2 separate regions of the Homo sapiens genome follow, and region 2 is linked to region 1. A link is a contact called in ENCODE Hi-C or POLR2A ChIA-PET data. All regions are on one chromosome and are shown on one strand. Each heading gives the region's core, a stretch centred on a gene start or an enhancer-like site at or near the end of the contact. The rest is flanking DNA. Distances are from core to core; before and after follow the strand shown.

Region 1 (7,326 bases), core at 25-2,524:
AATATTTATGGGTGTATGAATTTCTCTTTCATGCTGTCTTTGTCTGGAAATTGTAAACTGAAGAGTTTTCTTTTTTCTTTCTTTTTTTTACATTATACTTTAAGTTCTAGGGTACATGTGCACAACGTGCAGGTTTGTTACATATGTATACATGTGCCGTGTTGGTGTGATGCACCCATTGTTGTCACCGTGTTATATAGGATGTGCTTTTGCTTTGTGGTATTTATGTATTTATTTGTTCAAGCAACAAATGTATGTAAGTGCCTGGCATCCGTCAGTTTTATCCTTGTGATTAGGACTATAGTGAACAGCGCAGAGATCCTGTCCTCTTGAAGCTTATATTCTTGTGGGAGAGAAGGGTAAGAAATAAGTAAACAATTAACTAGACACAGTAAGTACAGGTATTGCTGTGTGTATGAAGAAAGCAAACAGTAATATATGTCGACGTATTTTATACGGTTGCCTCTATGTATGTGTCACTGTTAATGACTGGATTTATTTATAAAATGACTATATGACTGTGAGGCCAAATGGACATTTTTTTCCTCTAGAATTTAAAAATTTTTAACACCATTTATTCAGTGTTGACATAGTCATGTGAGCATATGCATGTCTGCATGTTATAATTTATTCCTTTTACAACCTTTGTTTACCTTTAACTGAGAAAGTGATGAAAATAGAGAAGAGAAAATTTTTACATATTTTACGGTGTGTTTGTCTTGTGATTTTGTTCCCTGTGACACCTCCGGTGTAATCTTAGATTAAGATCTTTCTCATGAAAATTCTCACCAGTGTCTTGGATACCACATTTTTCTATGCCCTGATCTGGGGTTTTTTTTTGTTTTGTTTTGTTTTTTTAACGTGCTAAGCTGAGAAAATGCAAAATGCAAGACCTCTCAGCTCCCTCATCTTCCTATTTTTGTTTGGGTCCAAAAACCTTCCCTCTAATACCCTTGTAGAGAAGCCGTTTTGATTCCTGTTTTTAATGTACGTAGGGGTCCCTGCCACCCGTGGGGCTTCTGCGGTGTTTACATTGTCAGTACTGAAGCCCCAGAGGGGCGTGCCTTCCAACCAACACGCTGACTGCTGGGGAGGCCCCTCATGTTACCAACAGTGCCTCATCCCCTGCATTGCTGCCAATTGGCATCTGTCACATTGGGAGTTGCCTGTGTGGGAATCTACAAGTAGGTTCCAAGACATTCACCTCTGGCAACAAAAGAGTGGGTGGAGAAGTTTCATTTCAAGTCTGACTCGCTGTTCCTCCTGCCACTCCCTTTTTTGAAAGGCGAGCGGGTGGGTGGCCCATGGAGACCTTCTGGCAGAAGTTCCCTTAAATTCCTGGGACTTTGCTTGCCACCTGGTAGGATAAAGTTCAAGCCTGAATGTTTTGCCTGGGAGGACTTTCTGGAGTCCTTGTGGAGATTCTACTTGAGCAATTATCCTGGTGACAGATTTACATTTAGGGTGTTCCCTTGTGAAATGCTTCTCTGGAATCGCTCCACTGGACTCCAGCCTGGGTGACAGAGCGAGACTCCGTCAAAAAAAAAAAAAAAAAAAAAAAAAAAGGAAATGCTTCTCTGGGTTGCTGGCACATTGTAATACCTCGACAGAGTTTAGCTTTTGTTCAACAAAAAAATACAAGTTTTCTTTCCCATTTACCTAAACATAGGACATGTAAGTGATGCAAGTCTGGTAAGGTGCCTTCATCTTCAGTGAGCCCAGTCCCTTTTGTCTTGTTATTCTGCCATCCTTGAAAAGGCTTAGGTAGGGACATCCTAGACCACAACACAGACCTTCCTTTTATCAGGAAAAAGAAAACAGATAGGATAGCGGAAAGAATAACAGAAAGCCCCCTCCCATTGAGCACAGTTCCTGGAAGTTGCAAATATTTTTTGCTTGTATGCCATTGACCAGGACTTAAGCCCAATCCATGCCCTACTGCAAGGAAAATAAGTCATCTTGGACTCAGTGGCTGCATGCTCACTTACATATGAGATTCCCCACCCCCCGCTTTTTTTTTTGAGAAAGAGTCTCGTTCTGTCGCCCAGGCTAGAGTGCAGTGGCGTGTTCTCAGCTCACTGCAACCTCCATCTCCTGGGTTCAAGCAATTCTCCTGTCTCAGCTTCCCAAGTAGCTAGGATTACAGGTGCCTGTCACTGTGCCCAGCTGATTTTTGTATTTTTTAGTTAAGACAGGGTTTCACCATGTTGGCCAGGCTGGTCTCGAACTCCTGACCTCAGGTGATCTGCCTGCATCTGCCTCCTAAAGTGCTGGGATTACAGGCATGAGCCACCGCACCTGGCCTACATTTGAGATTTTTCTGACTAAGATGGAATAGAGAATGGATATTGGGGGCCAATGATCACTCGTCTGATTTTAAAACGTGATTTTATATATCCTAAGAAAACAAAATAGTAGAGATTGGTAATTTTAGATTTAACCTGGAAACCCAGGAACCAAAATCTGTTGTTTTTCCACTATTGTTGCTGACGCTTTAGCACCATTTTTCAATAGAATGCAGAAACAGCTCTGTAGCATTTGGAGAGAAAGCCTGGCTCATTTCCCTTGCTGTAGTTCAAGCCTGTGACCAGAAGGACATGTCATTTTTGGAAACAGAACATATATTTTATTCCTATATTATGTATTTTTGCTGATGATTTCAAACAAGGATTGAATTTGCCAGCTTTTCATTTCCATTCTGAATCCATGAAGGGCTCTCAAAGTCCCAATATGTCTGGGTCATGGATTGAATACTTTAGGCATTGGGGTCAGGGTTGGCTGGCATGATGGAGGAGGGTTTTTTGAAGGGTGGGACTTACGGGGACCTCAAGGCACAAGTGGGTGGTCCTGATGCATCTCCCTTGTGGCTGCTTGTCCTTGCCATCCTCAGGTGGCAGCACGCACTGGTGAAACTGGAGTGAGAAGACGTACTCAGGCCATGTCCAGATCCGCGAGCAAGCGAAGGAGCAGGTTTTCTTCTCTGTGGGGTCTGGATACTACCTCCAAAAAGAAGCAGGGACGGCCAAGCATCAATCAGGTAGGTTCCAGAGCAGATGAAAAGTGAGCCCGCACAAATCACTTCTGTGGCCACCTCAATTTGGGGTGTGTGTGTTTCTTCAGTGAGGCCGAGTGTTATTTAAAATCAACTAGTTGGCACAAAGAAACTAGCTGTGCTAGACACTTTTAATAGATAATGCATACCCATAACATTGAACTCTGCTATTAGTCTATCACCAAGCTGCAGTTTCCCACCTGCATCCTTTCCAAACCCTCATTAATTACAGACCTACTCAAAGCGCACAATTCACCCTGAGTCTTCAGGAAAAAGCAGGGCTCTGCAATGAAGCCAAGTGGGTACCTGAGTGCAGTCTTTTTTTTTTTTTGGAGACAGAGTCTCGCTCTGTCACCAGGCTGGAGTGCAGTGGCACAATCTTGGCTGACTGCAACCTCCACCTCCCTGATTCAAGTGATTCTTCTGCCTCAGCCTCCCGAGTAGCTGGGACTACAGGTGCCCACCACCATGCCTGGCTAATTTTTGTGTTTTTAGTAGAGATGGGGTTTCACCATATTAGCCAGGCTGGTCTTGAACTCCTGACCCTCATGATCCACCCGCCTCAGCCTCCCCAAGTGCTGAGATTACAGGCATGAGCCACTGCACCTGGCCATGCAGAGACTTTTTAAGCTGCCTCTGGCACTGGATGAAAGGCAGCCTCCAGGGAATTCTGATTATTCTCTGCCCTTGACTTTTTGGAGCTGACATTAAATGGGCAGATCCTCTGCCTACTGGAATGAGGAGACAGGAATCCGAGAGAGCTCGCCCACTGCCACAGCCCCCTTCTGCTCAGGTCCAGGGGCTGGAACGGGATCTCGGTATGTCGTGAGGGCGCAACATAGCCTGGTGCCGTGACGGGTGTCCACTGACCATGTACAGCCACCCAATTCTTGCCCATTAAATTTGACTTCTTCACTCGCCAAGGCCAGTCTCCTGCTGGGGTTACTTCCGTGAAGCCCACTGTCTGTTGTTACTGTCTTCCTTGTCGTTCGGCTTTGAGAAATGAGTAGCTCCAGAACTGCTTGTTTAGATTTCAGGGACTAAAGGAACGTGAGCATCTGTAGTCTTTCGGAAGAAGAATGTCCAGTTTGTGGGCTGCGGTGGCTGGAAAGTCAGGCCTTCAGCATTTTGGAGGTCATGACTAAGACTGCTAGTTTGACCTATTCACCGCATGCCCTTGTGAAAAGTGAGAGGACGTCATCGACTGACTTGATAGAATGATCTCTCCTTGTTTGCTCGGACAGTTCCAGCCATTAATTTACTTAAGAAATGAATTTTAGAAAAGAGATTAGTCCTGAAAGCTGATGCCCTGAGTCCCTTAGCTGACTGTGATACTCATTGGTTTTTTGGTTTTGTTTTGTTTTGTTTGTGATGGAGTCTCGCTCTGTCACCCAGGATGGAGTGCAGTGGTGCAATCTCGGCTAACCGCACCCTCTGCCTCCCAGTTCAAGTGATTCTCCTGCCTCAGCCTCCTGAGTAACTGGGATTACAGGCACTCACCACCACGTGCAGCTAATAGCTTATTATTTTTATATTTTTAGTAGAGATGGGGTTTCACCATGTTGGCCAGGCTGGTCTCGAACTCCTGACCTCAAGTGATCTGCCCACTTCGGCCTCCCAAAGTGCTGGGATTATAGACGTGGGCCACCGTGCCTGGCTGATACTCTCTGTTTTAATGTGGCATTTCCCTATCCTTGATGGAACCTGCGGAGAGCAGATGAGCAAATGCTAAGCGAGTGTGAGACTGAAGCAGTTTCGCAGTTTGTCTTGTGATCTTTGGGGAGAGTAGATCATTGAGCTTGCTTCCATGGGTTTTACTTTTATGTAAATCTAAAGAAAAAACTGTGGAGGAAAGTCAACATTTCATCAGAAAAATAACAAAAGAGACTTGATGGTTCTCAGTTAAAACCTGCAAAAAGGAGGACATGAACCATCAGCATTTCTCTTCTTTTTTTTTTTTTTTTTTTTTCTTTTTTGAGACAGAGTCTCACTCTGTTGCCCCAGGCTGGAGTGCAATGGCGCGATCTCAGCTCATTGCAATCTCCGCCTCCTGGGTTCAAGTGATTCTCTTGCCTCAACCTCCTGAGTAGCTGGGATTACAGGCGCCTGCCACCACACCCAGCTAACTTTTGTGTTGGTCAGGATGGTCTCGAACTCCTGACCCTGTGATCTGCCTGCTTTGGCCTCCCAAAGTGCTGGGATTATAGGCATGAGCCACTGCGCCTGGCCCATTTCTCTTCTTCTTTTGGGAGGTGGTGGTGTCATTGTGTATGTGTCTTCTGCCCTGAGAGATGGCTCAGCCCACTGCTTCTGGACTTCACAGTTTGGACTTGTTTTCTAACAAAACCCTTTGTTCATGTGCTTCTGCTTGATTGGCACCAGGTTATGTTACCGCCCTTTTCTACTGAAATATATGACTGAATTTAAATGAATTCAAGAGAATGTTTTAACATTTTTCTAAAATCAAAGCACAATGTAATGTCTTAGAAACAATTCTTGTATTTTTTCTAAAAGTATGAGTTTTTAAGAACCTTTTGCTTAGCCATAAACATACCAGTAGGAATTTAGTCATTAATTCTATAATTTGAAATGGACAAAAATTATGTTTTTTTGGCCGGGGTGGTGGCTCATGCCTGTAATCCTAGCACTTTAGGAGGCCAAGGTGGGAGGATTCTTTGAGGCCAGGAGTTTGAGACCAGCCTGGGCAACATAGCAACATGCTTTCTCTACCGAAAAAAAGTTAAAAACATTGTATGTTTTTGTATATTTTATTTGCATGGAGGAAAGGCTTTTTCTCAATTGTGTACATTATCCTGATACTACATTCTTGTTTTAGGGATAATCACAAAATTCCTCATGTCCATGAGTTTCCTTACCTAGTGGCATTGTTACCCTATTCTAATTTTCATGGCATCTTTAAGTTAGCAGGATTGATTACATTTCAAGGAAGAGACAATTTTCTATTTTTTAATTAAAAAAACCCCTATGTTGCCATGTTGAGGTAAAAAACTATAATATTCTCACATTCTACTTAAGAATGTATTACAAAGCAAGCAGATTTTTACTTATAAGTATCTGGTCAGGTATATGAGGCTATAGGAGAAATGCTTCATTGTGAGTTTATCTAGCTCATTGCTTTTGCTAGTTTCTTTTCTTTTATTTATATTTTTCTTTTTCTTTTTCTTTCTGGTTTTTTATTTTTTTGTTTTTTTTGAGACAAGGTCTCAGTCTGTTGCCCAGGCTGGAGTACAGTAGTGTGGTCTCAGCTCGCTGCAAACTTGACCTCCAGGGCACAAGTGATCCTCCCATCTCAGCTTCCCAAGTAGCTGGGACTACAGGAGCATGCCACTATGCATGGCTAATTTTCAAATTTTTTATAGAGACAGGGTCTCACTCTGTTGAGCAAACTGGTCTCAAACTCCTGGGCTGGAGCAATCCTCCTGCCTCAGCCTCCCAAAGTACTAGGATTGCAGATATGAGCCACCACGCCTAACCTATTGTCTTTCTCTTTTTACTTTTTTTGGGACAAGGTCTCCCTCTGTTGCCCAGATTGTAGTTCAGTGATGTGATCTTGTGATCCTCCTGCCTTAGCCTCAGGAGTAGCTGGGACTACAGGTGCACCCCACCATGCCTGGCTAATTTAATGTAATTCTTTTTTTTTTTTTTTTTTTGTAGAGATGAGGTCTAACTATATTGCCCAGGCTGGTCTCAAACTCCTAGGCTCAAGCAGTCCTCCCGCCTCAGCTTCCCAAAGTGCTAGGGATTATAGGCATGAGCCACCATGCCCAGCCTATTTTCTTTAAGTAGAGATGAATTATCCATATTTGAGAGCAAACTTTTTTTTTTCCAACTGTCAAACACGTAGGGAAGTGATCTAGATAGAGGGATGTGTTTTTCCAGGTCTGCTCCCATAAATTATTGTACCTGCTTTGGGATTTGATGTAGGAGTATCTGAACACGTGTGTAAGGTTTTGTCATAGCCATGCCCATTTCCTTCCCCCTTCCTACGTTTCGTTTGCCCTGTTGCCCAGATTCCTTTTTAAGGTGGTACTTTTGTATATGCAGGTGTTTGGAGAGGGAACCGAAGCTGTAAAGAAATCTTTAGAGGGAATATTTGATGACATTGTTCCAGATGGCAAGGTAAAAATAAACGTGTGTTTTCTTTTCTAAAAGTACCACAAGTGCATCAACATATACATGGTGCAGTGTTGTCTTGAGCTACTAAAATTAAGTAAACTCAATATTAAAAACTGAAATCAGTTTTTAAAAGTTAT
Region 2 (6,788 bases), core at 2,994-5,493, 110 kb before region 1:
GGATTTTGAGACATAATTGGTGGGATGGATGCTTACTTTCATAATTCATTTCTACTCCTGTGTCCAGAAATTTGTAGGCATCTTTGTTTTACAGTTTGTCATCATCTTCGTTGACTACTTGGTTGAATCTTTGAAATGCATTCAACCCAGCATTTTTGTTTTTTTTAGCACTGGCTCTGTATGTCACAACAGTGGATCCCTCAGAGAACACGTGGGCTGGTAGTACCAGTTGGGAAAACATAGCCTAAGTATAATGGAATCTACAGCGAAGTTCCACGGACATGTTTATTTAATAGGGACAAAAGAAAATGTTCAAATCACATTTTACCTTTCCGAGTTTATAAATCCATCTGAAGTGCTTGAAAAAAAATCATAGTATTAGAAATGGATGCATGTGTATATAAAACTAACACTAGAATTCTTTGCCAAATTTAACTTCTCAAAAGTGTTCTTAGAAAGAGGGACTTTCTTGGAGAGTATGAAGTCTATTTTGTCTCTAACTCACTAAGGTCATTCTTTGCATTTCTCTTTCGGTGTGTCTCCCCACACCAAACTGCTATTAAAAACATACAGAGAACCTTGGGAGGCTGAGGCAGGTAGATCACTTGAGGTCAGGAGTTCGAGACCAGCCTGGCCAACATGGTGAAACCCCAACTCCACAAAAATACAAAAATTAGCCAGGCGTGGTGGCGCATGCCTGTAATCCCAGCTACTTGGGAGGCTAAGGCATGAGAATCACTTGAGCCTGGGATGGGGAGGTTGCAGTGAGCTGAGATTGCACCACTGTACTCCAGCCTGGGCTACAGAGGGAAACTCTGTCCCCCAAAAAAGAAAAACAAAAACAAACAAAAAATACAAAGAACCATGCAAAAAACCAAAAACAACTCTGCACACGGATGTTTATGGCAGGTTTATTGGAAACTTGGAAACGACCAAGATGCCCTTCAGTAAGTGAATGTATAAACTGTGGTACATCCAGATAATGGAATATTATTCAGCACTGAAAAGAAATGAGCTAGTCATGAAAGAACATGGAAGAACCATCAAGGTGGTTGCCAGGGGCTAGGGAGGAGAGAGGGATGAACAGGCAGGGCACACAGGACTGGTGCTCCCAGGGTGGTGAAACTACTCTGTATGAGACTGTGATGGTAGATACATGTCATTATACATTCATCCAAAGCCATGGAATCTACAGCTCCAAGACTGAACCCTAATGTGAACTATGGACTTTGGGTAATAATGATGTGTCAATATATGTTTATTGATTGCAACAAACAGACCATTCTGTTGAAAGATCTTGGTAGTCGGGAGGCTGTGCGTGTGGGGCAGGAGGTATATGGGAAATCTCTGTGCTTTCTGCGTAATTTTGCTGTGAACCTTAAACTGCTCTATAAAATGGTATTATGAAACAGCAACAACATTCAAACCAAATTGAGGAGACACAGCACTGCATTCTACTCATGACATCTAGTAAAGTGTCTTTTGACCTATAGTACTTCTTGAAGTTCTTTGCAGCCTGTCGGCTTGGGCAGCAGTCACTGGGCAGCAGGGGAGAATCCCTCATCAAGCAGGAGGCTCTGATACTCTAAGAATGGGATTTTCCCTGGCGGCTTCATAGCTGTGAAAGCACTGACTTCATGTTCCTGTTTTCTTCCTTCTGGCCATGTGCTGCGCTGTGGACACTAAGGATGCATTTTCTGGTGAGCTGATTCATATGGTAGATGCCGTGTTAGCCACACTTTCCTGCATCAAGGGTGGTTACGGACAGCAGGGATTTGGTCGTATTTGAATGTACTGTGACCTGGGGACCAGAAATGCTCAAATCCTGCCTCAGTCTTATCACCCTTCCCACAAGGAGTCGTCAGGACTGTGTGCACAGGCACCTTAGCACGAAAGTGAGCAGTTACGAGGATTTTTCTGGGAGCCGACCTCAGCGTTTCTTCTTGCGGGTTGTCTTTGACTTTTGAAGTCAGCATCTGTGTGTTCACTGCGTTCACGTGCTCAGTTGCAGGTAGTAAGGAGACAATAGGGCAGAAGGCTGGGAAGCATCCTTACCCTCAGGGAACTGACATTCTGGATACAGACAATATCAAGAGATGTTGTCCCTGCGTATTTGTGGGGGGTTCGTTCCAGGACATCCCCTCCCTGCCCTGAGGACACCAAAATCCATAGATGCTTAATCTCTTTTGGAAAATGGCATAGCATTTGCATATAATTTAGGCACATCCTTCCACACATTTGAAATCATCTCCGGATACCTAAAACAAAATAAATGCTAGGTAATAGTTGTTATACTGTATTGTTTAGGGAATGATGACAAGAAAAAATGTCTGGGCTGGGTATGGTAGCTCACACCTGTAATTCCAGCACTTTGGGAGGCCAAGGCAGGAATATCACTTGAGCCTGGGAGTTCGAGACCAGTCTGAGCAACATAGCGAGACCCCATCTCTACAAAAAATAGAAAAATTCACCACAGGTTATCACTCATAAGTGGGAGCTGATCAATGAGAACACATGGACACAGGGAGGGGAGCATCACACACCTGGGCCTGTCGGGGGGTGGGGGTCAAGGGGAGGGAGAGCATTAGGACAAATACCTAATGCATGCGGGCCTTAAAACCTAGATGACGGGTTGATCGGTGCAGCAAACCACCATGGCACATGTATACCTGTGTAACCAACCTGCACGTTCTGCACATGTATCCCAGAACTTAGAGCAAAATAAAAAAAAAAAATAATAATAAGCCAGTCGTGGTGCCGTGTGCCTGTGTTCCCAGCTACTCAGGAGGCTGAGGTGGGAGGATCATGTGAGCCTAGGAAGCTGAGGCTGCAGTGAGCCGTGATTGTGCTGCTGCTTTCCAGCCTGGGCGACAGAGTGACACCTTGTCTCAAAAAATAAAATAAAATATGTACGTGTTAAGTACAGGCACAATCATTTCTTGATTTATTTTGAATATTTTTGATCTACGGTTGGTTGAGTCCACAGATATGGAAGCCATGGATACTGAACCCGTGGATAGGGAATGGCGACTGTAGTTACAACATGTACCATGTGGGAAGGTGATTGTTACAGTGGAGGCCCTTGAAGCAAGGAAGTGTTGGGTGTTTGAGCTTTTGAACATAGGGGAGTTAGGAAGGCCCCACTGCATGGGTGACATTGGAGCCAAGATGGCAAGGGGTTGAGGAAGCGAGCCCTGTGCTGACAGAGGGAGCATCGAGGCAGAGGGCAGAGGGCTGGGCTGGGCATGTTGGAAGTTTGGGTGGAAAGAGCAAAGTGGGAGAGCCAAGGAGATGAAGACAGAGGAGGGTCGTCAGGGCAGGGTCTGCGGGACTGCTGGTGAGATGGGAAGCCTTTGAGGGTTGTGGATAGGACTAGGGAGACACGATCTGGTTTAGGTCCATAGGTTCTCCCTGACAGCTGCGTTGGGAGGAGACTACGCACCATTTCATGTGGACCATGGTTCTCAGTAAGCCTGTGTTTGGGCATCGATTAGACTTTCTTATTGCTCACACAGTCTGGATCCTACTGGTGCAGGGTGATGGTGGGGTGGTCTTTATTTTTGCAATTTCTCTAGGCACAAATCTTTTTTCTTCTTTTCTGTTTTCTTTTCTTTCCTTTTTTTTTTTTTTTTTTTGAGATGGCGGCGTTTCACTCTGTTGCCCAGGCTGGAGTGCAGTGGCACATCTCAGCTCACTGCAACCTCTGCCTCTCCTGGGTTCAAGCGATTCTCATGCCTCAGCCTCCCAAGTAGCTGGGATCACAGGTGTGCATCACCACACCAGGCTAATTTTTTCTATTTTTAGTAGAGATGGGTTTTGCTATGTTGGCCAGATTGGTCTCGAACTCCTGACCTCAAATGATCTGCCCACCTCAGCCTCCCAAAGTGTTGAGATTACAGGCATGAGCCACTGCGCCCAGCCCACAGATCTCTTTCTTTATAGAAGATGAAGAAAGGGACTTTTTATCCTATAAGGGTACTTAGCTGATGAATTCTAGAATGAGTTCAAGCGTGGCTAAAAAATGCTTGAAGATAATTTCGGGTTCTCTGCAGCCCAGTGTTTCATTTACCTTCCAAACAGAAAGCTCCTCCTCCCTGCACATGCTCTGTGTTGCCCCCTTGCCTTGCCTGTGAGCAGATTCGACCGTCTTTTCCATTGATCACTTCCCTTTTTGGCTCAGGCTGCTCCTCTGGGGTTTTAGTTCTGAAATAAGTGAACCATTTGTCATATCTGCTTCCTTCTCACTGGAGCCGCATGTTAAATCGCGGCCGGAACACATCTGTCAGATCTCTGAGCTTTTCAAAAATGCAAACCTGAACGTTTTGGCATATGACCCTGTTAGCCTGTTTTAAGTGGCGTGTGGTAAACTTGCCCACAGATGTTAGTATACCCGTCTACTTTGAACAAAATAATAATAACTTTCACATCTGGTCCTCTTTTCATCTAGGGATCTTAAAACCCCAAGTGCACATTAGTTAAACCTCACATCACTGGAAGGTAGGGAAGGGATGGAGGGCAATCGCTTTAATCACCACTGCAAGAAACTTAGGGGGATTGCCCCTGGGTAACAAATGCCTTTCATCTAGCATCTTAAATACTTCCCGAGTATTACCTGGTGGGAAGTGTATGATCACGCACATCTGCAGGGCGTGGGGAATACCCTGAGATACTAGGGACTTGCCCTATCTTTTTGTTGTTGTCATTGCAGAAGCCTTCTTTCTTTCCAGTTCATGGGCTTTTACCACTTAATATGGATTATTTGGAGTCTGATGGTGTGCACTGAAGGATGGTATTGTTAACTGGTAAAGCTGTTTGGTTTTCTTTCTATCTTTTTAGTTTGGGATACAGATAGGCAGGAAGTTCCTTTGAAAATTTCAGCTGCCTTCCAAGCTGGTCACTGGGGATTCTCCATGAATGCCATAGTACTCCCCTTCCCTCTAAGAGTCTCTTCCCAGAAAGTCTCTCAGGTGAGCTGGGACAACAGGAAGACAGGAGAGGACCATAACTTTGATCAGAGGACAGAGTGGCAGCTGCTCAACTCCATTCCTAGAGAATGGGGCATTCTATAAGAAAAATGGAACAGAACAAAACCAAACAAAATCAGGACATGTCATTAATAGGTGAGGAATTCAGTGGCTCACCTGCGGGAGGGGAGTTGGGGTCTCGCTGGGGTCAGGGTGTTCAGATGCACAGCAGTTTTGCTCCAGGGGGACTCTGCCTGACAGTGGAAAAGCAGAGGCCTCAGCAGGGTCTGGAGGGTCTGGAGGGCGTGAGAAACACGGTTGGTTTGCAAAGGGATGCTCTTCTTCAATTTTAAATGTAATGTCTTTAGCTCCATTTTAAACAATTTCTAAATGCCAGTGTGTAGTATATCTACTGCTTTTATTCGCAGTTGCATGTGAAAGTAAACAGTAAAGGGGAAAAATATTGAAAAGTGTGGGTTCTTCAATGCCCCCTCCGTGTGACACCTCTTAACTCACTGATGGCTGGTTTCTTTCCAGCTTTTTGACTTAAAAGGTAGAAATGTATCTATATTTCCCCAGATACATGATGAATATTTATGTTATTTTAGATGAACCTTCTTCTGTATACATTCTTTTTTTTTTTTTTTGAGTCAGAGTCTTGCTCTGTCGCCCAGGCTGGAGTGCAGTGGTGCCATCTTGGCTCACTGCAACCTCTGCATCCCGGGTTCAAGTGTTTCTCATGCCTCAGCTTCCCGAGTAGCTGGGATTACAGGTGAGCGCCACTACACCTGGCTAATTATTTTATTTTTAGTAAAGACAGGGTTTTGCCGTGTTGGCCAGGCTGGTCTCGAACTCCTGACCTCAAGTGATCCACCTGCCTCGGCATCCCAAAGTGCTGGGATTATAGGCATGAGCCACTGCACCTGGCCCCTTCTGAGTAAATTCTAAAAACATACTCTATGAGAATGTATCTTTCCATGATTCTTCTCTAGTAGTATGAAACTAAAAACTAATTTTTTTTTTTTTTTGAGACAGGGCCTCCCTCTGTCACCCAGGCTAGAGTGCAGTGGCATGATTGATCACAGCTTACCGCACCTCCACCTCCTAGGCTCAAGTGGTCTTCCTACCTCTGCCTCCTGAGTAGGTGGGACTACGGCTGCACACCACCATTCCTGGCTAATTTTTGTATTTTTTTTTTGTAGAGATGGGGTCTTGCCATGTTGTCCAGGCTGGTCTCGAACTCCTGGGCTCAAGTGATCTGCCTGCCTCGGCCTCCCAAAGTGCTGGGATTACAGGTGTGAGCCACCGTGCCTGGCCTGTAAAAAAATACTTCTGTTCTTTCCTTTGGTTATTACAGTGTTGGTGTACTCATTGTTTACCCTTGTGGTCCTACTGAGGGATGCTGGTATGGAGTAGGTATTCACCATTTCCCTGTACTTTGGGGGCAGTACAGGGAAACATTACCAAAATATTTCTTAAACATTTTTGAAATACTTAAAGAAATGATTTTGTTGTTTGGAAACCAAATCAAGCCAAAATCTTTGTCTCCAGCCTGAATGTCACATATTCTAGTTGGGCAGTTAATCTCTTTGCTTTTGGCAATGTTAGGGGCCCTGTGGATGGAATCCTAGAATTCAGAGGTAGGCTAGAGGCAGCTGTCTGAAAGGTTACAGGCAGAAAAGATGGCTGAGAGCAGCACTGTGGGAATAAAAATCACTAGCTCCATCACTTACAGGCTGTGTGGCCTTGGATAAGTTGCCTGAGTTCTCTGTGCTTTGGATTCTTCATTTATAAATGGGGACAAGTACTTTCCTGATAGAATTG

The links. Hi-C counts contacts between places; a loop is a spot of excess contacts on that map. ChIA-PET counts read pairs that join two places held with the same protein, here RNA polymerase II (POLR2A). Pooled maps may share reads with other maps.
Region 2: a pooled map shows a loop between it and region 1 (3-fold over the local background). The contact joins two enhancer-like sites. A Hi-C loop is called at or near these places in 3 of 168 maps with a recorded cell type or tissue (endothelial cell of hepatic sinusoid, head of caudate nucleus and posterior cingulate gyrus), 2 of 37 single-sample maps with no recorded cell type and 8 of 50 pooled maps. POLR2A ChIA-PET finds 5 or more read pairs at or near these places in 4 of 52 experiments (GM12878, IMR-90, MCF 10A and 1 more).

The regions. Positions count from the first base shown.
Region 1 is chr21:31,213,264-31,220,589 of GRCh38, reverse strand. TIAM1 (TIAM Rac1 associated GEF 1) reads left to right here. Exons shown (of 28, transcript NM_001353694.2): 9 at 2,891-3,037; 10 at 7,118-7,192. Among named protein-coding and RNA genes, the nearest start is that of TIAM1, 130 kb to the left of the region's middle. Within about 2 kb of position 1,274, at least 7 of the 41 ENCODE cell types and tissues checked have a DNase peak (open chromatin) inside an H3K27ac peak, as active enhancers do.
Region 2 is chr21:31,324,491-31,331,278 of GRCh38, reverse strand. The region is part of intron 2 of TIAM1 (TIAM Rac1 associated GEF 1); the gene reads left to right. Among named protein-coding and RNA genes, the nearest start is that of TIAM1, 16 kb to the left of the region's middle. RefSeq lists a silencer at 1,679-1,879. Within about 2 kb of position 4,243, at least 3 of the 41 ENCODE cell types and tissues checked have a DNase peak (open chromatin) inside an H3K27ac peak, as active enhancers do.